5 separate regions of the Homo sapiens genome follow, and regions 1, 3, 4 and 5 are each linked to region 2. Evidence: chromatin loops called from intact Hi-C (ENCODE). Cell type or tissue: endothelial cell of umbilical vein. All regions are shown on one strand. Links, peaks and the distances in the headings refer to the core of each region. The heading gives the core; the rest is flanking DNA.

The links. Peaks named below come from ENCODE experiments on the same cell type or tissue, not always from the same donor. Only the 100,000 strongest peaks of a DNase experiment are listed, where the experiment ranks them.
Region 1: a loop joins it to region 2, with 9 times the contacts of the local background. A loop is called at or near these places in 42 of 110 quality-filtered maps.
Region 3: it touches region 2 in a loop (3.0-fold over the local background); 11 of 110 quality-filtered maps call a loop at or near these places.
Region 4: a loop joins it to region 2, with 3 times the contacts of the local background. A loop is called at or near these places in 63 of 110 quality-filtered maps.
Region 5: it touches region 2 in a loop (4-fold over the local background); 10 of 110 quality-filtered maps call a loop at or near these places.

The regions. Positions count from the first base shown.
Region 1 is chr1:8,983,114-8,988,939 of GRCh38, reverse strand. No RefSeq gene overlaps it. Among named protein-coding and RNA genes, the nearest start is that of CA6, 40 kb to the right of the region's middle. RefSeq lists enhancers at 1-483, 2,289-2,790. In endothelial cell of umbilical vein, for the core only: a CTCF peak has its summit at 705 (motif pointing right); DNase peaks (open chromatin) are centred at 799, 2,579 and 5,069; H3K27ac peaks cover 2,421 bases.
Region 2 is chr1:8,856,957-8,862,782 of GRCh38, reverse strand. ENO1 (enolase 1) reads left to right here. Exons shown (of 12, transcript NM_001428.5): 12 at 1,354-1,783. The coding sequence ends at 1,423. Among named protein-coding and RNA genes, the nearest start is that of MIR6728, 6.7 kb to the left of the region's middle. RefSeq lists an enhancer at 1-253. In endothelial cell of umbilical vein, for the core only: a CTCF peak has its summit at 3,191 (motif pointing left); DNase peaks (open chromatin) are centred at 3,182 and 4,492; H3K27ac peaks cover 2,367 bases.
Region 3 is chr1:9,002,286-9,008,111 of GRCh38, reverse strand. It overlaps SLC2A7 (solute carrier family 2 member 7), which reads left to right. Exons shown (of 12, transcript NM_207420.3): 10 at 727-802; 11 at 3,233-3,360; 12 at 4,594-5,139. The coding sequence ends at 4,812. Among named protein-coding and RNA genes, the nearest start is that of SLC2A7, 21 kb to the left of the region's middle. RefSeq lists enhancers at 1-355, 2,776-3,302, 3,303-3,831 and a silencer at 2,784-3,063. In endothelial cell of umbilical vein, for the core only: a CTCF peak has its summit at 2,801 (motif pointing right); a DNase peak (open chromatin) is centred at 2,811; H3K27me3 peaks cover 394 bases.
Region 4 is chr1:8,568,380-8,574,205 of GRCh38, reverse strand. All of the region lies in intron 4 of RERE (arginine-glutamic acid dipeptide repeats), which reads left to right. Among named protein-coding and RNA genes, the nearest start is that of SNORD128, 76 kb to the right of the region's middle. In endothelial cell of umbilical vein, for the core only: a CTCF peak has its summit at 2,881 (motif pointing right); DNase peaks (open chromatin) are centred at 1,835, 2,455, 2,755 and 3,545; H3K27ac peaks cover 2,413 bases.
Region 5 is chr1:8,915,019-8,920,844 of GRCh38, reverse strand. All of the region lies in intron 1 of LINC03153 (long intergenic non-protein coding RNA 3153), which reads left to right. Among named protein-coding and RNA genes, the nearest start is that of LINC03153, 8.9 kb to the left of the region's middle. In endothelial cell of umbilical vein, for the core only: a CTCF peak has its summit at 2,566; a DNase peak (open chromatin) is centred at 2,564.

The DNA of each region.
Region 1 (5,826 bases), core at 278-5,277, 130 kb before region 2:
CCTGTCCCTGAGGCTCCAACAAAATCAAAGGCGTGCTGTCTTAGTTGGGAACGGTGTATTTGTGAAGAGCAGAAATGCAACCGAGGCCTGCAGGGAATTTCTGTGTAAGTCAAGGGCAGGAAGTACAGCCCGGTCCGGCGGTTGTCAGCAGGTCATCGTTCACCACCCCCGCCACGCTGACCCCCCTCGGAAGCCCAGAGGTCCTCCTCTGCTTCTCTCCAGCCCTGCATCCTTCTCCCTGGACAGCGGCTTTCCTGCGAAGGGCTTAGCACCTGCTCCCCAGCATACACTTGTGTGAGTTTTAGGGTGACCAGGTGCCAATCGTGGTCCCCTCTGCACGGCCTTGGCATTCAGATATCACTTACTGAGGCCTGAGAGGGGGCACCTGAGTGACTGCTGGCCCACCGTCCCTTCAGCTGTGGGTGGGGTGGGGGACCCCCATTATTCAGGTGTGAGGGTGCTTGGAAATTCCTTAAGCAGTGCATAGAGGAAACAGGGACCAACATCCCCATGTCCAGAGCCCCCCACATCCCACTGGAACAGTGCAGGGACACGCAATCTGCCCTTTGTCCTTGATATGCTATTAACTTACCTGGAGACCTCTATAGATCTTCTGTACCTCAGTTTACCAATATTAAAAATGGGAGGGGGTGGACTGGATGATTTCTGAGGTCTCCTGGGCACAGCCCCTGCTGTCCTCACAGACGCCACTGGAGGGCAGCACCTCCTCTGTCGGGGCTGCTGGTTCTGCTTGACCCCTCCAATCTGTTCAAGAACCTTCCTTGCTTTAGGTTTTGGGGGTTTTTTTGTTTTTGTTTACAAAATGACACCAACACAGAAGGTCTTTCAGAGAATTTCTGGCACTGGTGAGAGGAACACCCACGGCCAGCACCATGTAACAGCTAACGGGCTGTGTCTAAGGAAGGATGTTTTGTTTCTCAAAACTTGTACTGAGCAACATGAATTTACAGGAACCAATATTAGAACATCAAGATCCCAGGCCCCACTAGGGTCTTCCCAGCTTCTGCCCCTCGGGAGCAGTTGCTCAGTGACTTCCTTCCCACTGACAACGTGGTTTTGTGGCTGTTTAAAGAACACGATTCTTTCTGCTGTCCCTGGGAGAGGATGCCCCGTTGTGGCTGGGGGCCCACGCGTGCTCTCCAGCTTCTAGGAGGTTTGTAGAAAACAAAATTGGCCTCAACAATGTAGTTTATAAAGTGAATGTTAGCCCAAAAGTAATAGCACTGGAAGGCCTTTTATTTCTTCTTGGATTTTTTTTTTAGTTTTAGTTTTGTTGTTGTTGTTGTTTGTTTGTTTGTTTTTTGAGTCAGAGTCTCGCTCTGTCACCCAGGCTGGAGTACAGTGGGGCGATCTCAGCTCACTGCAGCCTCCACCTCCCGGGTTCAAGCAATTCTCCTGCCTCAGCCTCCCATGTAGCTGGGATTAGAGGCACGCGCTACCACGCCCAGCTGATTCTTGTATTTTTAGTGGAGATGGGGCTTCACCGTGTTGGCCAGTCTGGTCTCAAACTCCTGACCTAACGTTATCCGCCCACCTCAGCCTCCCAAAGTGCTGTGGTTACAGGGGTGAGCCACCATGCCCAGCTCCTTAGTTTTAGTTTTTAAACAAAATTCAGGTCCAGGCATGGTGGCTCATGCCTATAATCCCAGCACTTTGGGAGGCCGAGGTGGGAGGAATCCTTGAGCCCAGGAGTTCCAGACCAGCTTGGGCAACATAGCAAGATCCTGTCTTTACGAAAAATACAAAAATTAGCCAAGCGTGGTGTTGTGCACCTGTGGTCCCAGCTGCTCGGGAGGCTGAGGCAGGGGGATTGCTTGAGCACAGGAGGTCGGGGCGGCAGTGAGCTGTGATCACACCACTGCACCCCAGCGAGGGAGGCAGAGTGAGATCCTACCTCAAAAAAAAAAAAAAAAACAGCCCTTCGCTCACTTCCTGTTGCTCCACCTGCCCTGGCCTCCCGACCTCTCTCCGATCCTGTTTGAACCTCTGCATCTGGGAGATACCTGCTCGTCCCCCTTGACTCACCCTTTTTGCTGCCCAAGGTGGGACCCACCCCCAGCAGGCACACCTGGAGGGACTCACATGGCAGCAACAGGGACCACCTGCCTCCCGCCCAACCCTGACCTGCAGGAGGGGTGTCTGCCACAGTAGGGCCTCAGGAAACTCTTTGTTTGTTTGTCTGTGGCAGGGTCTTGCTCTGTTGCCCAGGCTGGAGTGCAGTGGTGCAATCTCAGCTCACTGCAACCTCTGCCTCCAGGGCTCAAGCGATTCTCCCACCCCAGCCTCCGGAGTAGCTGGGACCACAGGTGTGCAGCACCATGCCCAGCTAATTGTTTATTTTTTGTAGAGACAGGGTCTTGCTATGTTGCCCAGGCTGGTCTCAAACTCCTGGGCTCAAGCGGTCCTACTGCCTCGGCCTCCCAAAGTGCTGGGATTACGAGCGTGAGCCACCATGCCCAGCCCCAGGAAATTCTCATTGCATGATTCAGTCCAACCAGCAGCTTCCTGGCTCCTATTTGCCTTTCCAGAAAGCAGACTCTCCCAGGCTGAGCGCCAAGCCTGCCATTCCTCCGTGAGAACCACAGTGAGTGCCAATGAACACCCTGTAAACTGTCACTGTTGGAACAATTGTGCTTCCAGGTCTGCGAGAAGCGCAGGGAAAATGACAGCTTGCTCACTGCTCCCAAAGTGCTGGGATTGCTCAGGGCTGAAGGTGCTTCAGAAACCCACGCTTTTTGTCCTCAAAGTTTTTTTGTAGGTTCTGAAAGTAATGATTTTTCTGGATCCATTAGTCATATGGGAGTATTGCCTGGGTCCCCCTCCTTCATCGCAAAGGGAAGAGTCATAGAATGATGGAAAGATGACTGGCTTAGAGTCTGAGACCTGAGTTCAAATCCTGGCTCTGTTGCTAATGAAAGCTGGGCCCCAGTTTCTCTACCTGTACCTTGGCAATCAGAGTTCCCCGCTCATGGTGTTGCTGAGAGACTCAAGACAGGCTGAGATCCATGGGAATTTTCAGGAATGTTTATTTAAATTTATTTTTATGTTCATTATTGTAAAGACAAGGTCTTGTTATGTTGCCCAAGGTGGTCTTGAACTCCTGGGCTCAAGCAGTCCTCCTGTCATGGCCTCCTAAAGTGCTAGGATTACAGGCATGAGCCACCATGCCCAAGAACTTTCAGGATCTTTTGAAGGACAACATAAATGTGAATGACCCTGGTAAATAAAACATCCCAAGAGCTAGCTCGGTGCTGAGCCCAGTTCCGGCCTGCTTCATCCCAGACACCCCAGCCTTGCTTTCTGCATTTGCAGCTGCACTCCTGCCTCAGACCAGAATCTCCCGGTGGCCCTAGGTGGCTGCAGGGAGCACGTGGCTCCTCCAGCCCAGGAATCCAGTGGAGGAGATTTCTGGAGACCACCATGATTCCACCCAGAGGGCAGCCCTTCCCTCCTACAGGACATATTCTTTCTAGAGCCACTGTGCAGCCGCTTCCATAGGCGAGCCCTCCCTGAATAGGAGCACAGTGGGAGCAGTTGGCTGAGCTCTGGGCTCACAGCTCAGGGCACAAGGGCAAAGAAGCCATCCTCTCAAGCTCATTGTCATCCCTGGGGTAAAACAGAAGATGGCCTGGTGGCCTTTGTGAGGTGAGTAAAGAAGCACAACAAGGAGGAGGAGAGATCCATGCCCCATGTTCAGTGCAGAGAACGGCATGTGCAAAGGCCCTGTGGCCGGAACACATTTGGTGTCTCTGAGGAACGCTGCAACCAGAGCTCGGTGAGAAAAGGGAGGGCAGAGACAGATGATGCCCAGAAAGCGGCCAGGGCCAGGGAGGCAGACCACAGCTAGGGCTTCGGAATTCCTTCAAGGTGTAATGGGGGCCAAGTGTGGTGGCTCACGCCTCTAATCCCAGCACTTTGGGAGGCCGAGGCAGGTGGATCACCTGAGGTCAGGAGTTCGAGACCAGCCTGGCCAACGTGGTGAAACCCCGTCTCTACTAAAAATACAAAAATTAGCCAGGCGTGGTGGTGCATGCCTGGAATCCCAGCTACTCGGGAGGCTGACACACAAGAATTGCTTGAACCTGGGAGGTGGAAGTTGCAATGGGCCAAGATCACGCCACTGCACTCCAGCCTGGGCAACAGAGTGAGACTGTCTCAGAAAAAAAAAAAAAGAGAGATTATAGCACACTTTTTAATACTACCTATAACATTGAATAAAAGATTAATTTTTTAAAAAAGTGTCATGAGAAACACCGGAAGTTTTGAAGTAGGAAAATGATGTAATCAGATTTTTATTTTAAAGGGATAAATAGTAATAAAGGTAATAAAGAGTAATAAATACCCATGTATCACCACCCACCTTCTGCAGTAAGTCGTTAAAGACTGAGTTCTCTTCCATCCCTCCTCATAATTGATATCACCACTACACTTAATTTCATGTCTTTCTTTTCTTGCTTGCTTGCTTTCTCTCTTTCTTTCTCCTTCCTTCCTTTTCTTTCTCTTTTTTCTTTCTTTTCTTCCTTCCTTTCTTTTTCTTTCTTTCTCCTTCCTTCCTTCTCTCTCCCCCCTCCCTCCCTCTCTTTCTTTCTTTTTCTTTCTTTCTCCTTCCTTCCTTCTTTCTCTCTCTCTCTCTCCCTCCCCCTCCCTCTCTTTCTTTCTTTTTTGGAGACTGGGTCTCACTATGTAGCCCAGGCAGAAGTGTGATCTCGGCTCACTGCAGCCTCAACCTTCCAGGCTCAAGTGATTCTCCTACCTCAGTCTCCCAAGTAGCTGGGACTACAGGTGCCTGCCACCACAGCCAGCTAATTTTTGTATTTTTGGTACAGAGTCTCACCAAGTTGCCCAGGCTGGTCTTGAACTCCCGGGCTGAAGTGATCCTCCCACCTTGGCCTCCCAAAGTGCTGGGATTACAGGCGTGAGCCACTTGCCCCTGCTCGGTGTTTTTCTTATTAATTACCTTTACTATGTGTTGTGTCTCCTTGACATTATACAGTCATGTGTCAGTAAACAATAGGGATATGTGCCAAGAAACGTGTCATGAGTCATTGTGTGAACACCGTAGGGTGTACTTGCACAGACCCACATGGCATAGCCTACCCACACTAGGCTCTGTGGTGTGGCCACACTGTGGAGCAGTGTAACTGCTCCTGGGTTACAAAGCTTCACAGCATGTTACTCTACTGAAGGCTGTAAGCAGCTGTAACACAATGCTAAGTATTACTGTATCTAAACGTATCTAAACATGGAAAAGGCACAGTGAAAATACAGTGTCACCATCTTCTGGGCCCACCGTCGACTACACTACCCATCACTGACTAAAACATTGTGATTTGGCACCTAACTGTGTATGTACATCATTATTTTGTTATTCAACTTTTTATAAATACTACGCTATTTTTTCCTGGACTTGCTTTTGTTGCTCAACATGTTTGTAACTTTTTTTGTTTTTTGTTTTGTCATTTTGTTTTCTGAGGCAAGGTCTGGCTTTATTGCCGAGGTTGGAGTGCAGTGTGGTGCGATTTTGGCTCACAGCAACCTCTGCCTCCCAGCTCAAGCTGTCCTCCCACCTCAGCCTCCTGAGTAGCTGGGACTACAGGCGTACTCCACCATGCCTAGCTAATTTTTGTATTTTTTGTAGAGGTAGGGTTTCTCCATGTTGCCCAGGCTGATCTCGAACTCATGAGCTCAAGAGATCGGCCCAGCTTGGCCTCCCAAAATACTGGGATTACAGGCATGAGCTACCATGCCTGGCCATGTTTGTACATTTCTATCATGCTCATATTTCTTTTTTTTTTTTTTTTTTTT
Region 2 (5,826 bases), core at 536-5,535:
GTACAGGTGCAGGTGCACAGTGCAGACAGCCAGGCCCTGAGCAGGCTTAGGTCAGGACAGAGTTAGGCCTAGACTCCCCCTACCCACCCACTGCAGCGCCACCAGAGGCAGGAGCCTGTTCCACACAGTGCTGCCCTCTTCTGGTGAGAAAGAATGGGACCCCCTTTGACAGCTGATGCATGACTTTCTTAGAGCTTTCAGAGAGCTCCTTCATATGATCTGTTTCAGCGCATTTAACCCCTGTTTGTGGATGTGGAGCCAGGGCTGGGAGGGAGGAAGAAAAGGCCGAAGGGCACATGGCTGGGTTTCCACTTGTGAGCGCTGTGGGGCTGTTCTGGTCTCCCTTTCCTGTCTGTGTCCTTGGGAAGCCCCTGAACACCAGGAGACTTGTCCCCCCGCCCGCCACCCCGCTAAGTTCTCCCATATTACCCCTTCATTCAAACTGTATCCTGGAAATTTTCAAACATATACAAAAAAGCAGGTGAACAGTAGACGCAGGGCTTTTTTGTTGTTTTGTTTGTTTGAGACAGGGTCTTGCCATGTCACTCAGGCTGGAGTGCAGTGGGGCAGTCATAGCTCACTGCAGCCTCAAACTCCCATTCTTTTTTTGCTGGGGAATTTTATTTTTATTTTTTTGAGAGGGATCTCACTCTGTCGCCCAGGCTGGAGTGCAGTGGCTCAGTCTTGGCTCACTGCAACCTCTGCCTCCCAGATTCAAGCAATTCTCCTGTCTGAGCCTCCCGAGTAGCTGGGATTACAGGTGCCCACCACCATGCCTGGCTAATTGTTTTGTATTTTTAATAGAGACGGGGTTTCACCATATTGGTCAAGCTGACCTCGGGTGATCCTCCCACTGTGCCTGGCCCCAAAATGTGTTGGCCTTTTTTTTTTTTTTTTTTTTTAACATCAAGATCCAAACAGCTCACACATTTTGTCTTTTAATAAGGTCACTCTCCTTTTCTCCCCATGCCATTTATTTGTTGTCCCTTCAATATTTTTTAAAAAACAAAAGCATTAGAATTTTTATATTCCAAGAAATGGCAATGCTGACATTTTACTTTGCTCCTCTGCAACACTGACGGGGAGAGGAGAGGAAGAGAAGGGGCGGTGGGTGGAGGGCACCTAGCATGGTGAGTTGGGATGAGGAGAACTAAATACTTTTCTATATCTGGCTTCTCAGAGAAGCACAAGTTTAGAGGGTTTAAAGAAGGTGGACAAACTGGAGAGTTCTGTGTTCTCAACTTCCCAGGAGTGGGGCTGTGTCTTTGACCACATCTAGGATGGGAAAACTTAAAACTTGAGGTCTGACTTTTCTTTTTTCCTCCCCATCTCTTTACCTTTCTCCTTCCCAAGAATTGAAGAGGAGCTGGGCAGCAAGGCTAAGTTTGCCGGCAGGAACTTCAGAAACCCCTTGGCCAAGTAAGCTGTGGGCAGGCAAGCCCTTCGGTCACCTGTTGGCTACACAGACCCCTCCCCTCGTGTCAGCTCAGGCAGCTCGAGGCCCCCGACCAACACTTGCAGGGGTCCCTGCTAGTTAGCGCCCCACCGCCGTGGAGTTCGTACCGCTTCCTTAGAACTTCTACAGAAGCCAAGCTCCCTGGAGCCCTGTTGGCAGCTCTAGCTTTGCAGTCGTGTAATTGGCCCAAGTCATTGTTTTTCTCGCCTCACTTTCCACCAAGTGTCTAGAGTCATGTGAGCCTCGTGTCATCTCCGGGGTGGCCACAGGCTAGATCCCCGGTGGTTTTGTGCTCAAAATAAAAAGCCTCAGTGACCCATGAGAATACTCCGTGTGCCTGTGTATGTCTGGAACAATCTGGGTCTGTCCTTAGTGTTCAGGGGCCCCTGGCGAAAGGGTGTCGGCCTTTGAGAACCAAGGTTTGGTGTCGTAACAGAAAAGGATGAGGATCCATTGGGGTCATTTTCCTGGGTCCTTGGGAAGGGAACCAGAGGCAAAGGCAAGAGAAGAGACATACACGGTCCCTCCAGGATAGTGGGGTCAAAACAGAGTCTAAGCTGGAAGGCAGAGCGAGACTTTGTTTGGACACCTTGTTTGGAAGAAACTTCAAATGCAGGCCTATTTGTAGATAATCTTAAGGATGGTAGCTACTAGGTTACACAGCCATATTCAGACCAGAAGGACTTCAGGGTAAAGGTGACCATCCTGGGAAGAGATGTTCTCTTCCCAGGGTCTCTTCCTGGGGAAAGCAGGTGAAAGAAGGATTAAATGGGAGCTCTGGGCAGGAAGGCAGAAGGGCATCAAGAAGACCTCAGGACCCGATTTAAATGAATGAATTCCACTCCTCGGTTTCTCAAGCTTCAGGTTTCATGTGTCCGGTAGCTGCCATTTGTAGCTGCTGCCCACTGCATTGGATTAAGCAGATGGAAAACTTGAATGTTGCAGCAAGTACTGTTCTAGGGTAATGCTGAACACGGGGTGTGAAGAATACGTTTATTAAAAAGTGAGAGATGAAGCGAGTTGTAGTGGCTCATGCCTATAATCCCAGCACTTTGGGAGGCCAGGGCAGGCGGATCATCTGAGGTCAGAAGTTCAAGACCAGCCTGGCCAATATGGCAAAACCCCGCCTGTACTAAAAATACAAAAATGAGGCCGGGTGCGGTGGCTCATGCCTCTAATCCCAGCACTTTGGGAGGCTGAGGCTGGTGGATTACAAGGTCAGGAGTTTGAGACCAGCCTGGCCAATATGTTGAAACCCCATCTCTACTAAAAATACAAAAATTAGCCAGGCGTGGTGGCAGGCACCTGTAGTCCCAGCTACTCAGGAGGCTGAGGCAGGAGAATCACTTGAACCCAGGAGGCGGAGGTTGCAGTGAGCCAAGATTGCGCCACTGCACTCCAGCCTGGGTGACAGCGCAAGACTCCATCTCGAAAAAAAATAAAAAATTAGCTGGGCTTGGTGGCATGCGCCTGTAACCCCAGCTGCTCAGGAGGCTGAGGCATGAGAATCGTTTGAACCCAGGACGTGGAGGTTGCAGTGAGCCAAGATCACACCACTGCACTTCACCCTGGGCAAGAGTGAGACTCCGTCTCAAAAAAAATAAAGAGATGAGAAACTGTGGTTGCCATCTGCACCTTAAGAGGTCCCATATTCTATTACTTGATTTTTCTCCCTAAAAGAAGTATCTTGAGTTGCGCGTTCCAATGCACAGTCAGGGAGCTGGGGAGCCCTCTTGTGGACATTCTTGTTCATTGTTAATGTCAGGATTTAACCTGAGAAGCAGAACCAATAAGGAGAGGTAAAGTTAGCCAAGCATGTCGGCGTAGCTATGGTCCCAGCTACTCAGCAGGCTGAGGCCAGAGGATTGCTTGAGCCCCAGAGGTCAAGGCTGCCATAAGCCAAAATCGCACCACTGCACTCCAGTCTGGGTGACACAGTGAGAGCCTTTCTCAAAAGTAATAACTGGCCTCTGATTGTGGGGCCTGGATAAGCACGTCTGAAATTCACAGGGCTGCCAGTGGGAAGGGACAATGGCCAGCAGCAGGCTGGAACTCCAGGGGCTTGGGTGAAGCTGTCATTTCACAGGTGAAATTTCTGTCTTGAAACCTCGGTTTTTAAGACCACCTCACTAGCTGGGTGCAGTGGCTTGCACCTGTAATCTCAGCACTTTAGGAAGCTGAGGTGGGTGGATCACCTGAGGTCAGGAGTTTGTGACCAGCCTGGCCCAGATGGCGAAACCCAGTCTCTACTAAAAATACCAAAAAATTAGCCGGGAGTGGTGGCGTGTGCCTGTGGTCATAGCTACTCAGGAGGCTGAGACAGGAGAATTGCTTGAACCCAGGAGGTGAAGGTTGCAGTGAGCTGAGATCACGCCACTGCACTCCAGCCTGGGTGATGGAGGAAGACTCTCAAAAAACAAAAAAACACCTCGCTTATGGAGTTGGGCAGATCTAGAGTAATTAGGATAATTCCTTAACGTCTACTTATTAGTAGCTTTAATTACCGCTGCAAAATAGCTTCACAGTAATACCTAGATTAGTATTTGATTGAATAACTGGGGAATCGTCAAGTTGATATATCAAAGCCATCATGGTTCCCCCCTTGTCAGCTCTACACCCATATGCATTTCCTTAAACTATACTTAATCTCCAGATAATGACAGTAACAAAGTCATTCTCCTGCCTAACTTAATGCAATCATCCCACATAAAACCCCAGATACTAACCCTTTCCAGGTTCTCATGACCAGTGTCTGAGAACTGATCCTGGAGGGAAGTAAATCATGGAACTTGGGTCTGACAGTTACTGGCATGTTCTACATCTTGTTTGTCTCAACTCGAAGGCAGCAAGTTAGCATGAGTATTTTTCAGTTTGGTTTAATGTCAACATTTCCTGACTGTGAGGTGAACCTCATTTATCACTCTTGAGGTTAGATGGCAAACACAGGTAGATAGGATCCCTTCCAGTCCACACCACCCTGAAAGGAAGCTGCTGGGCTGGGGTTGGAGCCATTTCCATTGCAGGCTGGACTGAGCGGTTTACCACATTGACCCTGGAGACACAGAGGCCCCAAATAAGGAAAGCCAACTGTGACTAAACTTCCTGACCCAGCAGAAACAAAGCACATTCCTGACATTGACTGGCAGATGTGAGCCCAGCAGAAGTGCAGACCTCTGGGTCCTTTCCTGGGGAGCCTGTCTGAAGCAGGACAGGCAACATGAATAAGTTTCGAGAAAGCCATCCTCAGTGAAACATTTAAGATAGGTCTGGGGTTAGCCTGGGCTGAAAAAAAACTATATATATGGTTTGGTTTGGTTTTTTCTGAGACAGCATCTCACTCTGTCATCCAGGCTGGAGTGCAGTGGCATGATCTTGGCTCACTGCAACCTCCACCTCCTGGATTCAAGTGATTCCCGTGCCTCAGCCTCCAGAGTAGCTGGGATTACTGGCATGTACCACCGCTCCCAGCTAATTTTTGTAATTTTAGTAGAGACAGGGTTTCACCATGTTGGCCAGGCTGGTCTTGAACTCCCGACCTCAGGTGACCTGCCCTCCTTGGTCTCCCAAAGTGCTGGGATTACATGCGTGAGCCACTGCACCCAGCTGAAAAAAAAAAATAGTAAAAAATTAGCTGGGCATGGTGACATGGTCCCTGTAGTCCCAGCTACTCAGGAGGCTGCGGTGGAGAGATCACTTGAGCCCAGGAGTTGTGAGCTGTGATCACTGCAGCCTGAGCAGCAAACCGAGACTCTGTCTTCAAAAAAAAAGGTAAGTTGAAAGTTTAAAGCAATGATTCCGAAACTTGGCCACATTAGAATCACCTGGGAGGCTTCTGAAGCTTCTATATCAGGACTCACCCCAGGTCAATTAATTCAGAACCTCAGGGTGGAACCCAAAGCTTCAGTATTTTTTAAAGCTGACTCCAGTGTGCAGCCAGACTTGAGAACCGCTGGTGTAACAAGTAAATGGATTTCATAGGTGGTGATAACCAGGCAGGGCTGGAACGCCAAGCTTTCAAGGACACAGTGGGAGGCAGCCAGGCTTTCCCTGAAAAGCACAAAGTCCTGGTAATTTTCATTTTAGTGAATGCAGCCGAGGCAGGAAGGTGGCCTCTGAATGCCACCAACACAGTCCACGGGGCTGTGCTAGGAGCCTGCTTCTTAGCAATGTGTTCCATACTAGGGCCTGTAGATGCAGCCACACTAGCTGTCCCCTAAGCAGCAGGTTCCCAGCACCTGCTCCCCGATAGCAGCCGCAGTGCAGGCAGCAGTGTCGGAGAACACAGAGCCAGGCTGTGTGACTCTGGATTCTGGCTTTTCCCCCAACAACTGTGTGTCAGTTCCTCCATCCATAAAAGGGGGCTAATAACA
Region 3 (5,826 bases), core at 427-5,426, 150 kb before region 2:
GGGAGCAGAGATGGTGGTCTGCCAGCTCCACGGGTCCGGGGGTCCTAGGAGTCTCCAGAGAATGGTAGAGAAAGTCCGGACCTCAGCTCACTCATGTTGACTGGGTGACTTCAGCCACTGCTTGATCCCTGAGGGACTAAGGTTCCTCATGGTCTGTATTCAGGGCCCTCTGTGCTCTGCTTCCACAATTGTGGAACTGAAACAATCATATAAGCCGGGCGTGGTGGCGCACGCCTCTAGTCCCAGCTACAGGAGGCGGAGGCAGGGGAATCTTGAACCCGGGAGGCGGAGGCTGCAGTGAGCCAAGACTGTGCCACTGCACTTCAGCCTGGGCGACAGAGCGAGACTCTGTCTCAAAAAAAAAAAAAAAGAAAGAATCGTAGAGTCACTCAGAGGGCAGAGGAGTATCACAAAGATCAGATGAGTTAATATTTGTGATTTGTAAAGTGCAGAGAATGGCACCTGGCAGGAAAATAACTCAAAGGTAGATGCCCCTCGTTCTCCATGACGCTCATCAGGTGAGGCTGGAGGGAGCCCTGTGGGAGGCTACAAGGCCTGGTTCTCACTGGCCTTCCTCTCTTGCCCACAGAGCCCTCAAGGTCCATGGAGGTGCCCAGACATCTAGGTGCAGCTCCTCCCTGGGGCAGGAAGGTGGGACCCGCAGGTGGACCCCCCCGCACGTGGGGCTCCTGGCCTCAGCCCAGACAGCCCTGCCTCTCCCCACAGAACAGGGTCCCCGAGCTGTCCTACCTCGGCATCATCTGTGTCTTTGCCTACATCGCGGGACATTCCATTGGGCCCAGTGAGTACCTGCACGCCTCCCTCGCCCCGGCCATCCTGGTCCATTCCTGGGCCTGACACACAGTCAGTGCTCGACACATATTTGCTGAGTGAATGGACGTCCTTGGTCCCCGTGCTCACGCAGATCCCACACGTTCTTAGTTCTCAGCCTTGATGGCACTCCAGGCCATGTGCATTCATTCAACCAGCGCCAGCCAGGCCAGCGCCCCACTGATCATCTGTGGCTCCCAGGGGGGCCCAGACTCAGGTCTGGCACCCAACAAGGACATGAGCTTTTGCAGAGAGGGAGCTTATGCCAGTCAGACACCCCTGGGGCACCTTGGTTTACATCCACACCCTCCAGACACTCACTTGAGCCTCCAAGCCCACAGCACACCCAAGGCTCAACTGCCTTCTATCCCCGCTGACTGCCAGCTACAGTCCCTTATTACACTGTCCCCAATGTCCTGTTGCCAGTGGCTTCGGGCCTCCACCTGGGCCCACCTGTTGGGCAGCCTCTGAGACTCCAGACTCCTTCCCTAGTGTGTCCTGAGAATTGAACCTCCTTCTCCCTGCCTGGGAAAAGACACCCCTGACTGTGAAGACTCTAATAACATTCCCTGAAGAATGTTCATTTTGAAAGCACTGTCCATAAACCAAAATGAAGGTATTTAATTCATTCAACATCCATTGGCGGAATACCTGTTTACACTGTGCTGTGTCAGGCACATGAATGAGACCACATACTTGTATTTAAGGGTATTTAAGAAGTGGGATTTAGGCCTGGCATGGTGGCTCATGCCTGTAATCCCAACATTTTGAGAGGTGGAGGGAGGCAGGCTGTTCACTTAAGGTCAGAAGTTCGAGACCAGCCTAGCCAACAAGGTGAAACTCCGTTTCTACTAAAAATGCAAAAATTAGCCAGGTGTGTTGGCGGGCGCCTGTAGTCCCAGCTACTCGGGAGGCTGAGGCAGGATAATCACTTGAACCCAGAGGTTGCAGTAAGCCAAGATCCACCACTGCACTCCAGGCTGGGCAAGAGAGCAAGACTCTGTCTAAAAAATAAAGGGGAGCGGGTGGGGATTTAGAGCAGGACGCCTTCCCAGTGTACCTCAAACGTGGAGGCAGCAGAACCTCAAAGGAAAAGTGCCAGTGTGTGTAGACCTGGCCGGGTTCCAAGCCGTTCTGCCCCCACTGCCTGTGTGTCACCTGGAGCAAGCCATGGTGCTTCTCCAAGAACGGGGTGATCAGGTGTGCCGGCAGACGCGAGGTCAGAGCATGGGCTGATCTGACATTCAACTTAGACCTAAGGACTATTGGCTGCTGTTGTTGTGGTGGACAGGAGGAAGGCAGGACAGATGACATCCCTGCCGGCGTCCACTTTGGGGTCAGGGCCCTGGAGAAGGGGCCCGGGCCCCAAGTCACTGGGCTGCAGGAGTTTGCACTTGACATCCCAGCTTCATTCAGGGGCTTTGAATTCTTCTCCATGTCCATCCAGAGAGGGAGATCGGTCCTTTTCTTTTTTTCCTTCTTTTTTTTTTTTTTTTTTTGAGTTGGAGTCTCACTCTGTTGCCCAGGCTGGAGCGCAACCTCCATCTCCCGAGTTCAACAGATTATCCTGCTTCAGCCTCCTGAGTAGCTGGGACTACAGGCACACGCCACCATGCCGGACTAATTTTTATATTTTTAGTAGAGATGGGGTTTCATCATGTTGGCCAGGCCGGTCTCGAACTCCTGACCTCCAGTGATCTGTGAGACCGGACCTTTTCAATGAGGCCATTTCACCACCTAAGCGGGGGTGGGAAGCTTGGAGGAGGAGGGACAGAATCTTCCTCTTTCTTTGTGTAAAGCTACAGATATCTATATATGCAGGACCTAAACAGACGCACAGTATTAAAATTTCATGGGAGTGGCGATTAGGGAACAAAAATGGCTTTAGACATTTTAGACAAGGCTTCTTAAGGAAGCGATAATGAAAAACAGTTGTCCAAGAAGGTGTAGCCCTCAGGCCCTGCCATACCCAGATCCGCCATAGGAGGGCGGCACTTCCCAAGCGCGGGCGGTCTCAAGTCAGAGTGACGCCAGCGCAAAGGAAGCTCTTTCAGAAAGCTCTGCTGCCTGTGAGCTGGAGCCCACTCACTCCTGCTGCTCCCACGAAGCTTCCCATCCATTTACTTTCTGCAAACCTTCATGGAGCGTCATTGGCCTTGAAGAAGCAGCAATGGAAATTCAATTCCAGGCTCTCCAACCAGACTTTGCAAAGTGGATCTTTGCAGCTCCTGCTCTGATCACGCCCTGGTTTTGTGGGTAAAGGCAGGGTTCCTTTCCAGTCCCCAATCCCAGCTGGTACTCTTGAGGGTCCTAGGTCAGAGGCTAGAGTGGGCCGCGTCCCGCCAGCCCTGGGGGACACCTGGGTCCTTCTCCGCCCCACCCATCCTGCTCTGCCCTCCAGGTCCTGTCCCCTCGGTGGTGAGGACCGAGATCTTCCTGCAGTCCTCCCGGCGGGCAGCTTTCATGGTGGACGGGGCAGTGCACTGGCTCACCAACTTCATCATAGGCTTCCTGTTCCCATCCATCCAGGTGAGTGAGGGCCCCTTCCCCAACCCGCTCCACCGGGCCTCCAGGGAGTAAGATGTATTCCCCTTCCGCTAAGCACATCTGTGAATCCAGCAAGGTGGGGACAGGCTCTCAGACACATCCAAGGGTCCACAGACACACGTGGCCCCACTGCCTGCAAACCCTTGAAGACACCGGTTTCTCAGTTACTGAAGGGTGATCCCCTGCTGACATTGTAAAGGGCTATTGCTTAGGGGCTCTGGTCCGCGGAGCTCAAAGGCGCCAGCAAACAAAGCCAGAGCCAGGGTGCAGATCCCCCACCGCTTCCTTCCTCTGTTCCGAAGACAAGATGGGCCACAAACTCTGCGCTCTCAGCACCTTCAGGGCACAGAGGCCATAAACCCCTACTGTCAAAAGGTTAAGCAGTCTTTTTTTTTTTTTTTTAGACAGGGCCTTGCTCTGTCACCCAGGCTGGAATGCAGTGGTGCAACCACAGCTCATAGCAGCCTTGACCTCCCAGGCTTAAGTGATCCTCCTACCTCAGCCTCCCAAGTCGCTGGGACCACAGGCATGGGCCACCACACATGGCTATTTATTTATTTATGTATTTTAGGGATGGGGTCTTGCTATATTGCCCAGGCTGGTCTCAAACTTCGAAAGTGCTGGGATTATAGGTGTGAGCCACAGCACCCAACCAGATTCTTTTTGATAATAGGGTGAGGGGGAATCCAATTTCTAGCTTTTTTTTTTTTTTTCCTGCAAACAATCTTTAGTGATCACAGTTTTCTAGCTATATCATTCCTCCAGGAGTGAAACAAAACTGGCTGCCAAGCAACTCCTTTATGGACTCACAAAGGCCTCGACCAGCATTGGTTATTTGTTGTTTGTTTTGGGGTTTTTGTTTTTGTTTTTGTTTTTTTGAGACAGTCACGCTCTGTTGCCCAGGCTGGAGTGCAGTAGCGCGATCTTGGCTCACTGCAACCTCTACCTCCTGGGTTCAAGCGATTCTCCTGCCTCAGACTCCCAAGTAGCTGGGATTACAGGTGTACACCACCATGCTCAGCTAATTTTTGTATTTTTAATAGAGACAGGGTTTCATCATGTTGGCCAGGTTGGTCTCAAACTCCTGACCTCAGGTGATCCACCTGTCTTGGCCTCCCAAAGTGCTGGGATTACAGGCATGAGCCAACGTGCTCAGCTGAATCAGCACTGTTGCCTTTCTCTGCCCCCTCCTGTCTTTCTCGTCTCCTGGTCTAGGAGGCCATCGGTGCCTACAGTTTCATCATCTTTGCCGGAATCTGCCTCCTCACTGCGATTTACATCTACGTGGTTATTCCGGAGACCAAGGGCAAAACATTTGTGGAGATAAACCGCATTTTTGCCAAGAGAAACAGGGTGAAGCTTCCAGAGGAGAAAGAAGAAACCATTGATGCTGGGCCTCCCACAGCCTCTCCTGCCAAGGAAACTTCCTTTTAGTGGCCCTGCATGAAGGACGGGAGCCCATATTCAAGGCTTCCTTCTATGACAATGGGCCTCCCGGCCCCAGGCTCTGGGGAGGATAATAGCACGGAGGCTTTTGTCGTTGCCCCCATTTAACTTAATTATGGATATTATTAAATACCCACAACAATGCATATTTAGCTGAGAAGTTCCAAGGCTAGCCATTGAGGAATGACCTGGAGGAAGGGGCCGGCACGTGAATTTTGATTGGTTAAGACTCGATTTTCCGATTCTACATTGGCACCAAAATTTAAATGATGTATAGATGCACTTTTTTAAAGTAAAACTTTTCAAGTTCCACAATTGCTATGGATACCCGAGCTGCCGTCATTGCATCAATTAAGGAGTCCAAGGCTCTGAATGCCATTGCCTTCCTGGCGACGTGGCTTCCTTTCTCCACCCCGTGGCTGCAGGTTGCACCGTGAATCCCAGCCTGCGTGCCCAGCTCTGTCCTGTCGATCACAGGGTGAAGGGGGCCAGCCCCTCGACACCTGTGGGTATTTCTCGTCAGGTGGGATGAGAGACTGAAAAAAGAAATAAGACACAGAGACAAAGTATAGAGAAAGAACAGTGGGCCCAGGGGACCGGCGCTCAGCATACGGAGGACCCTCACCAGTACTGGTCTCTGAGTTCCCTCAGTATTTATTGATCACTATCTCTACTGTCTTGGTGAGGGGGATGTGGCAGGACTATAGAGTAATGGTGGGGAGAGGGTCAGCAGGAAAACATGTGAGCAAAGGCTCTGTGTCATAAATAAGTTTAAGGAAAGGTGCTGTGCCTTGATGTGCACATAGGCCAGAGTTATGTTTGACTTTACACAAACATCTCAGTGTAGTAAAGAGCAGTATTGCCGCCAGCATGTCTCACCTCCAGTCATAAGGCAGTTTTCTCCTATCTCAGTAAACAGAACGTACGCTCGGGTTTTATACCGAGACATTCCGTTCCCAGGGACGAGCAGGAGACAGATGCCTTCCTCTTACCTCAATTGCA
Region 4 (5,826 bases), core at 464-5,463, 290 kb after region 2:
GAACCCAGATTCTTCTAAATAGTCTGTGGGTCAAATAAGAAATCACAGTGGAAATTAGAAAATATTTTGCAGTGAATTATTAATGGAAATACAACACATTGGTTGGGCACGGTGGCTCATGTCTATAATCCCAGCACTTTGGGAGGCTGAGGAGGGAGGATTGCTTGAGCCCAGGAGTTTAAGACCAGCCTGGGCAACATGGTGAAACCCCATCTCTATAAAAAGTACAAAAATTAGCTGGGCGTGGTGGCATTTGCTTGGAGTCCCAGCTACTCAGGAGGCTGAGGTAGGAGGAGAGCTTGAGCCCAGGAGGTCAAGGCTGCAGTGACCTGTGATTGGGCCACTGCACTGCAGCCTGGGTGAGAGTGAGACTGTCTCCAGAAATAAAAGGCAACACATCACAGTTAATGGCTTTATCTAAAACCATGCTTAGACATAAACTTTTTTAGCCTTTAATATATATTTAAATTACTTAGTAAGACACTGTGAACAACATTTTACCAATACCAAAATTTGAACACTTAGCTGTGATACCAAACATTCAGAGTAATCGAAATAATTTGAATAGAAAAGTTTTATGTGTGAAAACATATATAGGAATACTTATTACAACCAAGGTTGTAATGGTGGAAAACTGGAAATGACCCAAATGTCTACTATCAGGAAAATGTATGAACACATTGTGATGTGCTGTATATGAAGGTAATACATGTCACTTAAAATAAGTGAACTAGGGCGTGGATGGATCATGTAAGTGTAATGCTGAAAGAACAAAGCATATTATAGAAGAACTCAAAGAGTCTAGTGTCATTTATGTACAGTATAAAAACATGCAAAATAATACCTTATGTATTTTTAGTTATATATATATATTAAGTAAAAGCATGAAGTACTGGATGGGAATGATCAGTGAATTCAAGGTGGTGGTTACCTCTGGGCTGTAGGCAGGTTCCACAGGCAGCTTCTTTAGGTTCGATAATGTTTTTGTTGCTTTAGGTATGTTTGGTACAGATGGTTCTGTTATTTTTATACCTTTCTGCCTGTCAAATATTTCATAATAAAACTTTAAAAAGAAAAATAAGAAAGATAAAGCAAGAAAGTAGAGCCACCTTTGGGAGTTTTCATGAACACGCTCAGGATAGCAAGCAAGCAAGACATTTAGGTTTCCTCCTAGGTCCTGTAGGTAGAGAAACTGGTGTATGGAATCATTAGGGTTATTTAAACCTGTCTCTGTATATGACATATCAGGTCACAATACAGTTTTTCCTGCTATCCTGAAGTACTTTTGAGAAGACCACTAATTTTAAGGAAAATAATATCCAAAGAGATTAAATAACAGTGTAAATAAATGTTACTTGCCTAGGATTTATGGTTACTAAGTGGCAGATTTCATTCATCATAACTTTCTAAAAGCACTTAACCGTTATTGGACATTTTAGAGGAGAGGGTTGGGGGAATTGGTAAGGGGTCTTCTCCTCCATTGGAATGGAAGTTCTACCAGGACTGGGACTTCCTGTTTTTCCCACTTCTATATACTCAGCAACCATCTCCAGAACAGTGTCTGGTGCCTAGCAGATGCCCAATAAATATTCCTTATATAGTTTGAGGAAAGTATATCTCAGATCTAATTTGAAATTATTTTTGTTTATTTTTATATCACTTGTCGCTAAAACTGTTGTATGTTCTAGGAATTTCCTGAGACCATATTACCTCTTAGCCCAGAAGTTTTATCTAGCCGATTACTTGATTTAAAGATCATGGGATTCCTGTCTGTAGTATTCTCTAGCAATAGATAGAAGAGTCACAGCAGACTCTGAATTGTTTTTCTCCATATTAACTTCTCTGTGTGCTAAAATGGAGGAAGGAAGTTAGATTAGAATGTTGCTTTTCTGGCAACACTGGCACCCAAAGCCTTTTCATCACAGCAAATGTTGATTCTGTAATGGAAGTTGGTCTTTTTGTGGTAATGGGAATGTTGCCTATCTTGATTTTGGTGGAGGTTACACAACTCTATACATTTGTCAAAACTAGTAGAAACAAAATAAGTTAATTTTATTGTGTGTATGTAAATTATACCTCAATAATTAAGATAAACTGAAATAAGAAACAAAGCCCAAAAGTTGGAACTTGTTTTTGAAAAAAGATGACAAGAGATTTTAAAGGAAGGGGTCTTACTGCAGAAGATATGAACATTTCCGTATGTTGTTGTTGGTGCTTGAACGTGATGCAGAATCTTTTTGACAAAAATTACCCTATTTTAAAATGAATTGTGGCTCCAGTCACATGCTCTTTGATTTTCTTTCTTTCTTTTTTAAAGCAGCATTTTCCCAGCTCAGCTCACACTTGACTGAATACACTGATCGATTATTTGGAGATTAACTAAGGCTTCTCATTTCCTGCTTTCCATTTCTCCTCTCCAGCAGGCCAGTGGGCCTTTGTTGTCTGGCATGTGCACCAAGATAAGCTATCAGGGCATGTTTGTATTAGAAAAATGTTTGTAGATGGAACGGTTATAAATAGACTAACTAGTATTAAAGGTTACCGTCTTTGTTTTGGTTTAAGTTAAAGGAAGAGAAGAAATAATTAAGATATTTAAGATAAGACAGACTGATTTACGTAAACCAGGAAAATATAATTTTTTAGTGTTCCTGCTGATTTTCCCTTTTCTTATCCAACTATTTGAATTTGTTTATTGGTAAGTTGCTGGCTGTACTTGGATTCCTATTATGCAGGCCAACTTTTGAGTCAGTAATTTCTAAAACTGTGTCTCTAGTGCTTCTTAAAAGTGCAAATATTTGTGTTGCTAAAAATTACTTTACTGTGTTACCAACTCTACACTCAGGGTTTAATTCAGACAGCAGTGGTACAAAAAGCATATCACCAGGAGAGGGCGGAATATTGCTAGATTCACATAAATTAGGTATATTAGTCATTATAAAAGATATGATTCAGTTAACATTGTAAGCTAATATCTTTCTTTTTCTTAAAGGTTTTGTTTAATGATGCCAGTTTTCTCAGGTAGGAAGCAGTATCATTTTTGAAATGGCCAGAAAGTTGCCTGGAATAGCGGAAATTATCTAGGTTATTATTTTCTGCATGCTTTCAGCTTCAAGGGTTCACCGTTGTTTTAAAGTAGTATACCTTTTTAATGTAGACAAATACTTGTTTGAATCAAGCTTTAAATATTTCTTTTATATCCTGAGCTCAGTTTTTGGAAAGATACCTTAAATTTGACAATGAGAGCTTCCTATTTAGATTTTTCTTCTTGTGTAACTTCTGCTCTCTACTGGAATGTCTGGAGTGTTTGGTTGTATAAATAATAATGAAATCTTTTTTAATAGTATCTGACATCTAAATGAATTTGTGCCTTAAAATCTCTAGTCATTGTGCTGTTTCGGGAGCATACTTTTTATTTAAATGATTGTGTCTAAAAGAGAGGGCACCTGGAGCCATCTGTGCAGCTTGTCGACTTCATCTCAGAGACCAGCCATTCTTAACTATGGTCCAGGGGTCTGTAGGGTTGAACTGTTTTCATAATGATACCAAGACGTCATTTGCTTTTTTTCACTGTCATTCTCTCAGGAGTGTACAGTGCATTCCACAAAAGGCTAAATGATGTGTGATATAGCTCAACAGATTGAATACAGAAGCAGAAGTAGATATGGGAATCTGTTTTCTTATTAAGCCAGAAGTAAAAGAGATTTGCAGAAATAAAAGTGTTACTCATTTCCTACATTATGTTCGTTCTAAAAATTATAGTTATTTGTTATAATTATTTATGTTAACACGAGCATGTAGTGGGTTTATTACTGTTATTAATGAATTCATAAATTACAAAAAAATTTATTTTTTTATTTTTATTATTATTATTTTTTGAGATGGAGTCTCACTCTGTCGCCAGGCTGGAGTGCAGTGGCGCAATTTCACTTTCACCTCCACTTCCCCGGTTCAAGCAATTCTCCTGCCTCAGCCTCCTGAGTAGCTGGGACTACAGGCACGAGCCACCATGCCCAGCTAATTTTTGTATTTTTAGTAGAGACGGGGTTTCACCATGTTGGCCAGGATGGTCTCGATCTCTTGACCTCGTGATCCGCCCGCCTCAGTCTCCCAAAGTGCTGGGATTACAGGCATGAGCCACCGCACCCAGCCAGAAATTTTTTTATTTTTAAATACAGTAAGTACTGATAAGCTATAACCCATGTTCTTTGACTCTTTAATAATTTTTAAGAATCTAAGGAATCTTGAAGCTTAAGATGTTTGAGAGGTCCTTCTGTAAAAAGTGTATTGAGTCAATAAAATATTTTCTTTTTTTTTAAGACAGGGTCTAGCTCTGTCACCCAGGCTGGAGTGTGGCAGTGCCATCATAGCTTATTGCAGCCTTTAGCTGTTGGGCTCAGGAGATCCTACCGCCTCAGTCTCCAGAATAACTGGGACTACAAGAGCATGACACCATGCCTGTCTAATGTTTAAATTTTTTGTAAAGGCAGAGTCTGACTTTGTTGTCCAAGTTAGTCTCAAACTACTGGGCTCAAGCGGTCTTCATGCCTCTGCCTTCCAAAGTGCTGGAATTACAGATGTGAGCCACTGTGCCCAACCTCAAGGAAATATTATCATGGTAGCTCATCATCGGTTTTTAATTGTAAAATCTCTGCCATGTATCTTTAATCATAAGTTGGTAAGTCTTACTTATAAAATAATGTGATGTTAAATAATGTGAGAAATTCCCCACCCTTTCTTTGACATCCTGCTCATTACCGCAAAGTCTGACCCCACCATTGATGTGTGGTTGAGCTCTGTAACTTTTCTGGCTATGTCATGTGTAAGAAGTCATTAATTCCCTCCAAATGAATAATATCACTGCCATCACCGCCGTCACCAAACAACAACCAAAGTATTATTACAAAAATGTCAAATTTTGTGATATTTGTACTCTTTTTTTTTTTTTTTTGCTTTTAAAGAAATTTAATGGACTGTTTAAAGCTTTAGTAGGGATTAAGGGGGAATTTGACAATTTCTTATTACACTCTCTACGAATAGCTATTTTTTTCTTCCTTTATGGGAGAAATCCTTTGGACCAAAGAGAAAATTTGTGCTTCAGAATGTTGATCTGATAAAACCAGAGCTGCTGGGAGAATACTGTTTAGAATGGGATTCATTTTTGTGTTTGGTCAGCAGATTTTGGAGGTCCAAGGGTAGGATTTTAATTTATCTGCGAAATTTCGTCTTGCCAAATTGACCCTTCAAAACTGAACTTTTAAAGCTGAATCTGACATTTAGTATTTGTCAGTGTATTAGTCAGGGTTCTCCAGAGAGACAGAACCAATTGGCTGGCTGGCTGGCTGGATAGAAAGATAGACAGATGGATAGACAGACAGATGAGAGGGGATTTATTAAGGGAATAATAAATCTCACTCCATCATAGAAGCTAAGTCCCATGATAGCCATGTCTTAGTCTTTTTTTCTGAATACCTGAGACTGGGTAATTTATAAAGAAAATAAATTTATTATAGTTCTGGAGGCTGTGAAGTCCCAGGTCAAGGGGCTGCATCTGGTTGGCCTCTGGGGAGGGCTTTGTGCTGTGCCATAATGTGGTAGAAGGCATCCAGGACAGTAGGGCTCACAAGAGAGAGCCAACCTGGTTTTTATAAGAGACTCACTCTTGTGATAAGTCGTTAACCCATGAATGCATCAATGAATTAATGAGTTATCAGGCTCCTTGTGATCTAATCACCTCTTAAAGGCCTCACTTGTTAATACTGTTACATTGGGGATTAAGTTTCAGAATGAGTTTCTGAGGGTGACAAACATTTAGACCATCGCAGGCCA
Region 5 (5,826 bases), core at 491-5,490, 58 kb before region 2:
AGTACTGGGATTACAGGCGTGAGCCACCACGCCCAGCCTGTTTTTTGTTTTTTGAGACAGAGTCTCACTCTGTCACCCAGGCTGGAGAACAGTGGCATGATCTCAGCTCACTGCAACCTCCCCCTCCCAGGTTCAAGTGATTCTCCTGCTTTAGCCTCCCAAGCAGATGGGATTACAGGGGCATGCCATGATGCCCAGCTAAATTTTTGTATTTTTAGTAGAGATGAGGTTTTGCCATGTTGGCCAGGCTGGTCTCAAACTCCTGGCCTCAAGTGATCTGCCCGCCTTAGCCTCCAAAAGTGCTAGGATTACAGACGTGAGCCACCCTGCATGGCCAGATTTCAACACTTTGACCTTCATGAACATAGATAGGCTTTTAAGAACAATTAAGCTGGGCCCAGTGGCACACACCTATAGTCCCAGCTATTTGGGAGGCTGAGGCAGGAGCATTCCTTGAACCCAGGAGTTCAAATACAGCCTGGGCAACTTAGCGAGACCCCATCTCTAAAATAAAACACATTAAAACCTTATAACTTGTAGACAGACCCTGTTGGTATAAATGACCCTGGTGTCCTTGGATGTGTTAGATTTAACCTATCAAGAGCCCCGGTTTACTTCCAACTTAATTTGTTGACCTTCATTCTTAACTTAAAAAAAAAAAAAAAGTTGACAGGGCACTGTGGCTCACACCTGTAATCCCAGCACTTTGGGAGGCCAAGGCAGGCAGATCACTTGAGGCCAGGAGTTCGAGACCAGCCTGGCCAACATGGCAAAACCTCATCTCTACTAAAAATACAAAAATTAGCTGGGCATGGTGGCATATGCCTGTAATCCCAGCTACTCAGGAGGCTGAGGCACAAGAATCACTTGAACCCTGAAGGCAGAGGTTGCAGTGAATCAAGATTGCACCACTGTACCCCAGCCTGGGCGATAGAACAAGACTCCATCTCAAAAAAACATTATATAAAAAAACGTTGCCGGGCACGGTGGCTCACACCTGTAATCCCAGCACTTTGGGAGGCTGAGGTGGGTAGATCATTTGAGGTCAGGAGTTCGAGACCAGCCTGGCCAACATGGTGAAACCCCGTCTCCACTAAAAATACAAAAATTAACTGGGCATGGTGGCAGACACCTGTAATCCCAGCTACTCAGGAGCTTGAGGCAGGAGAATCACTTGAACCTGGGAGGCGGAGGTTGCAGAGAGCCGAGATCATGCCGCTGAACTCCAGCCTGGACAACAGAGCAAGACTCCGACCCCCACCACCCCAAAAAAAATGTTAACAATATTCCTATAATGGACGATTTTCCACAGCCAAGAAGAATAAATAAAGGTACTGGTTTGCACATTCAGGCCTCTCTGAGCTACCCCAGCTGAGAGAAGAAATCAAGAGTACTTTTATCAATGAGGAAATGCTGATGCCAAAACTTGGTAGAGCTGAAAATTCATAATCATACTGCTCTGAAGTGAGATCAACTCTGTTCAGGGCAATTGACAAGGAAGTTGCTCTCTAGTAAAATTAAAAGACCAGTCATTGGGATATAAATAGTGACAATAAGCAACCACTTGCTTGCTTGCTTTTTTAATTTTATTTATTTATTTTTTTTTTTTTGAGGAGTTTCGCTCTTGATGCCCAGGCTGGAGTGCAGTGGCACAATTTCGGCTCACTGCAACCTTCACCTCCCGTGTTCAAACAATTCTCTGGTCTCAGCCTCCTGAGTAGCTGGGATTACAAGCACGTGCCACCATGCCTGGCTAATTTTGTATTTTTAGTAGAGATGGGGTTTCACCATGTTGGTCAGGCTGGTCCAAACTCCTGACCTCAGGTGATCCACCCGCCTCGGCCTCCCAAAGTGCTGGGATTACAGGCGTGAGCCACCATGTCCGGCCCACTTTCTTTATTTTAACTTTCTAGGTGAGCAAGCCCTGTACTGTCTGAGGCCAAAGGGTTCAAGGTTGCTCATTTTTCTTTCAGAACTGTTTTTTTTTTTTAAAGACAGGGTCTTGCTATGTTGCCGAGACTGGAGAGCAGTGGCTATTCACAAGTGCTATCCCAGCACGCTGCAGCCTGAAACTCAGTAGCTGAAACAACAGGCAGGAACCACCTTGCCCACCTCTTAGTTACAATTCTTGAGAGGTGTCCCTAAGAATACTTTATTTTAGATTTTTTTTTTCTGGCTTTGGTAGAGACAGAGTCTTGCTATATTGCCCAGGCTAGTCTTGAACTCCTGACCTCAAGCAATCCTCCTGCCTCAGCCTACCAAAGTGTTGAGATTACAGTAGTGAGCCACTGCTCCCAGCCTTACTTTAGATTTTTATATTCCTCCCGTAACAGCTGCTCCACTGAAATATTCTGGAAAACGCAAAGAAGCAGCCAGTGCTGTGTTTTTGTTTATCTTCAACTGTCTACATTTTCTCTGCTTCTCAATGTCTTGCTTGCAAAAACAAAGCAACTTTTGAAGGGTTTATTACTTGCTGCCGCATCCCCTGCAGTCAGGAGAACCACCACCATATTGAAGGCAGTCCTGTAAATATGCAGTTTTTCCAGCTGAAGCATTTATTGTACGCTCATGACACCCAGTGGTCAGAAAAATACTGTGCAGAATTTTTGTTATGTTTTTGTTTTTGTATTTGAGGCAGAGTCTCGCTCTGTCACCCAGGCTGGAGTGCAGTGGCACAATCTTGGCTGACTGCAACCTCTGCCTCCCAGGTTCAAGCCATCTTCCAGCCTCAGCCTCCCGAGTAGCTGGGATTACAGGTGCACACCACCATGCCCGGCTAATTTTTGTATTTTTAGTAGAGACAGGGTTTCACCATGTTGGTCAGGCTGGTCTCAAACTCCTGACCTCAGGAGTTTGATCCACCCACCTTGGCCTCTCAAAGTGCTGGAATTACAGGCATGAGCCATCGTGCCTGGCTAATGTTTGTATTTTTAGTAGAGATGGGGTTTCACCATGTTGGTCAGGCTGGTCTTGAATTCCTGAGCTCAAGTGATCTGCCCACCTCAGCCTCCCAACGTGCTGGGATTACAGGCGTGAGCCACCGCGCCTGGCCCTGTTTTTTTTGTTTTTGCTTCATACAAGATCCACGGTGTGACCGCAAACAGCTGGTTCTGCGGAGGGCTGAGGGATGGAAAGATATGGAAGCCACGAGGAAAGAGGAATGAGCCTGGTGTCTCCCTGATGCATTGCCAAGGAGACTCAGGGCTGGACCAAGAAACCTACCGGATGGTCAGGAAGCTGCCCAGAAACGGCTGTTTGGATATTGAGGCAATCCCATTTTCCAGACCATCAAATACTTGTTTACAGAGAACTTGATTTGTTTACAAACTCATATTGGGGTAAAATTAAAGTAATATAATACAACATTAACCTCTTTTTTTTCCTATTTTATAGAGACAGGGTCTTGCTATGTTGCCCAGGCTGATCTTGAACTACTGGGCTCAAACAATCCTCCCGTCTCGGCCTCCTAAAGTGCTGTGATTACAGGCACGAGCAACTTTTTTTATATATTTTTTTCTTGAGACAGAGTCTCAGTCTGTCGCCAGGCTGGAGTGCAGTGGTGTGATCTCGGCTCACTGCAACCTCCAACTCCCTGTTTCAAGCAATTCTCCTGCCTTGGCCTCCCGAGTAGCTGGGATTACAGGCACGAGCCACCACACCCAGCTAATTTTTGTGTTTTTAGTACAGATAGGGTTTCACCATGTTGGCCAGGATAATCTCAAACTCCTGACCTCGTGATCTGCCCGCCTCGGCCTCCCAAAGCGCTGGGATTACAAGCGTGAGCCACCGCGCCCGGACTTTTTTTTTTTTTTTTTTTTTTTTTTTTTTTTTGATACATAGTCTCCTTCTGTAACCCAGGCTGGAGTGCAGTGGCGCAATCTCAGCTCACCACAGCCTCCACCACCCAGGTTCAAGTGATTCTCCTGCCTCACCCTCCCAAGTTGCTGGGACTACAGGCGCGTGCCACCATGCCCGGCTAATTTTTGTATTTTTAGTAGAGACAGGGTTTCATCCTGTGCGCCAGGCTGGTTCGAACTCCTGGGCTCAAGTGATCCTCCTGCCTCAGCCTCCCAACATGCTGAGATTACAGGTTTGAGCCACTGTGCTGGACACATTAACTTTTTTTTTTTTTTTTGAGACAGAGTTTCGCTCTTGTCCAAGCTGGAGTGCAATGGCAAGATCTCGGGTCACTGCGACCTCTGCCTCCTGGGTTCAAGTGATTCTCCTGTCTCAGCCTCCTGAGTAGCTGGGATTACAGGCACCCGCCACCACACTTGGCTAATTTTTTTCTATTTTTAGTAGAGACGGAGTGTCACCATGTTGGCCAGGCTGGTCTCGAACTCCTGACCTCAGGTGATCCACTCACCTCAGCCACCCAAAATGCTGGGATTACAGGCGTGAGCCACCGCACCTCACCACATTAACGTTTTTAAAAAGTACACTTCAGTGGCATTTAGTACCTTCACAGATGCTGCGTACCAGCCCCTCTATCTTGTTCCAAAACATTTTCATCACCCCGAAAGAAAACCCCGTACCCATTAGCGGTCATTCCTCATTCCCCCCTCCCCATCCCTTGACAACCACTGATCTGCTTTCTGTCTTGATAAATTCACCTATTCTGAATATTTCGTATAAAGGGGATCATTCATATATTTCACATAAGCGGAATCATGATCTTTATGTCTGGCTTTTAACACTTAAGGTCATGTTTCTGAGGTTCATCTACGTTGTATCACACATCAGTAGTTAATTTGTTTTCACGGCTGGATGATATTCTGTTGTATACGTATATACCACATTTTGTTTCTCCATTCATCTGTTGATGGAATTTTGAGTAATTTCCACTTTTTGGCTATTGAGAATAGTGCTGCGATGAACATTTGTGTGCAAGTATTTGTTTGACTATCTGTTTTCAGTTCTTCGGGGTGCGTACCTAGGAATGTAATTGCTGGGCCACAGGATAAGTCTGTTTAACTTTTTGAAGAACTGGTGATAGATTTTTAGACCCCTTGAAATTAATAGAGAATTGTATTTAGACTAGCACCACATTTTCCCAAATGAACAGTTGATTTTTTTTTCCCTTGAGCAATTTTCTTTATTATGTATATCTGACTTGTTAGCTCGGTCTCGAAGTACCCATGGGAATGAATGCAGATGGACAGGATAAAAGAACCCATTCAGGGGAAAGTTAATTTGCCTAAAGATTCCCTGTTGCTATCTGTTTAGCTTGAGTGACAGCTCAGCAAACAGAAATCTTTGCTCCAAATCTTTGTTATGATCTCTGTCATAACATTTTGTTTGAAAATCGCCTCCAGACCTAAAATGAATTTGAGCAGCCAATGTGAATTAATTAAGCTGAAAAGAACTCTCAAAACAATGATTTCTCTGATGTGTTTTTATCCAAACCTTCCAGGTCACTAATTTGTCCTGTTTTCTTTAAAAGGAGAAAATAATGAAGGGGTGTATTTGGTGCCCTCTACAGTAAAATATCTTTGATATCAGTGGAGAAGGAGCTGCTTGGCATAAATGAATGTTCTTGAAAACTCGAGATGACCCCTTTAAACTCACATTATAAATCTGTTAACCCTTTTTGGATGAAAAGTTTTCTAAAACCAAGTGCTCAATTTCCTGGCTTGTTTGGTTCAGATGTTACCCACTGTGTTGACAACAACCATTTTTGCTTGATTGTTTTGATACAGTCTCGCTCTGTCGCCCAGGCTGGAGTGCAGTGGCATGATCTGGGCTCACTGCAACATCCGCCTCCTGGGTTCAAGCAATTCTCAACCTCAGCCTCCCGAGTAGCTGAGACTATAGGCACACGCCATC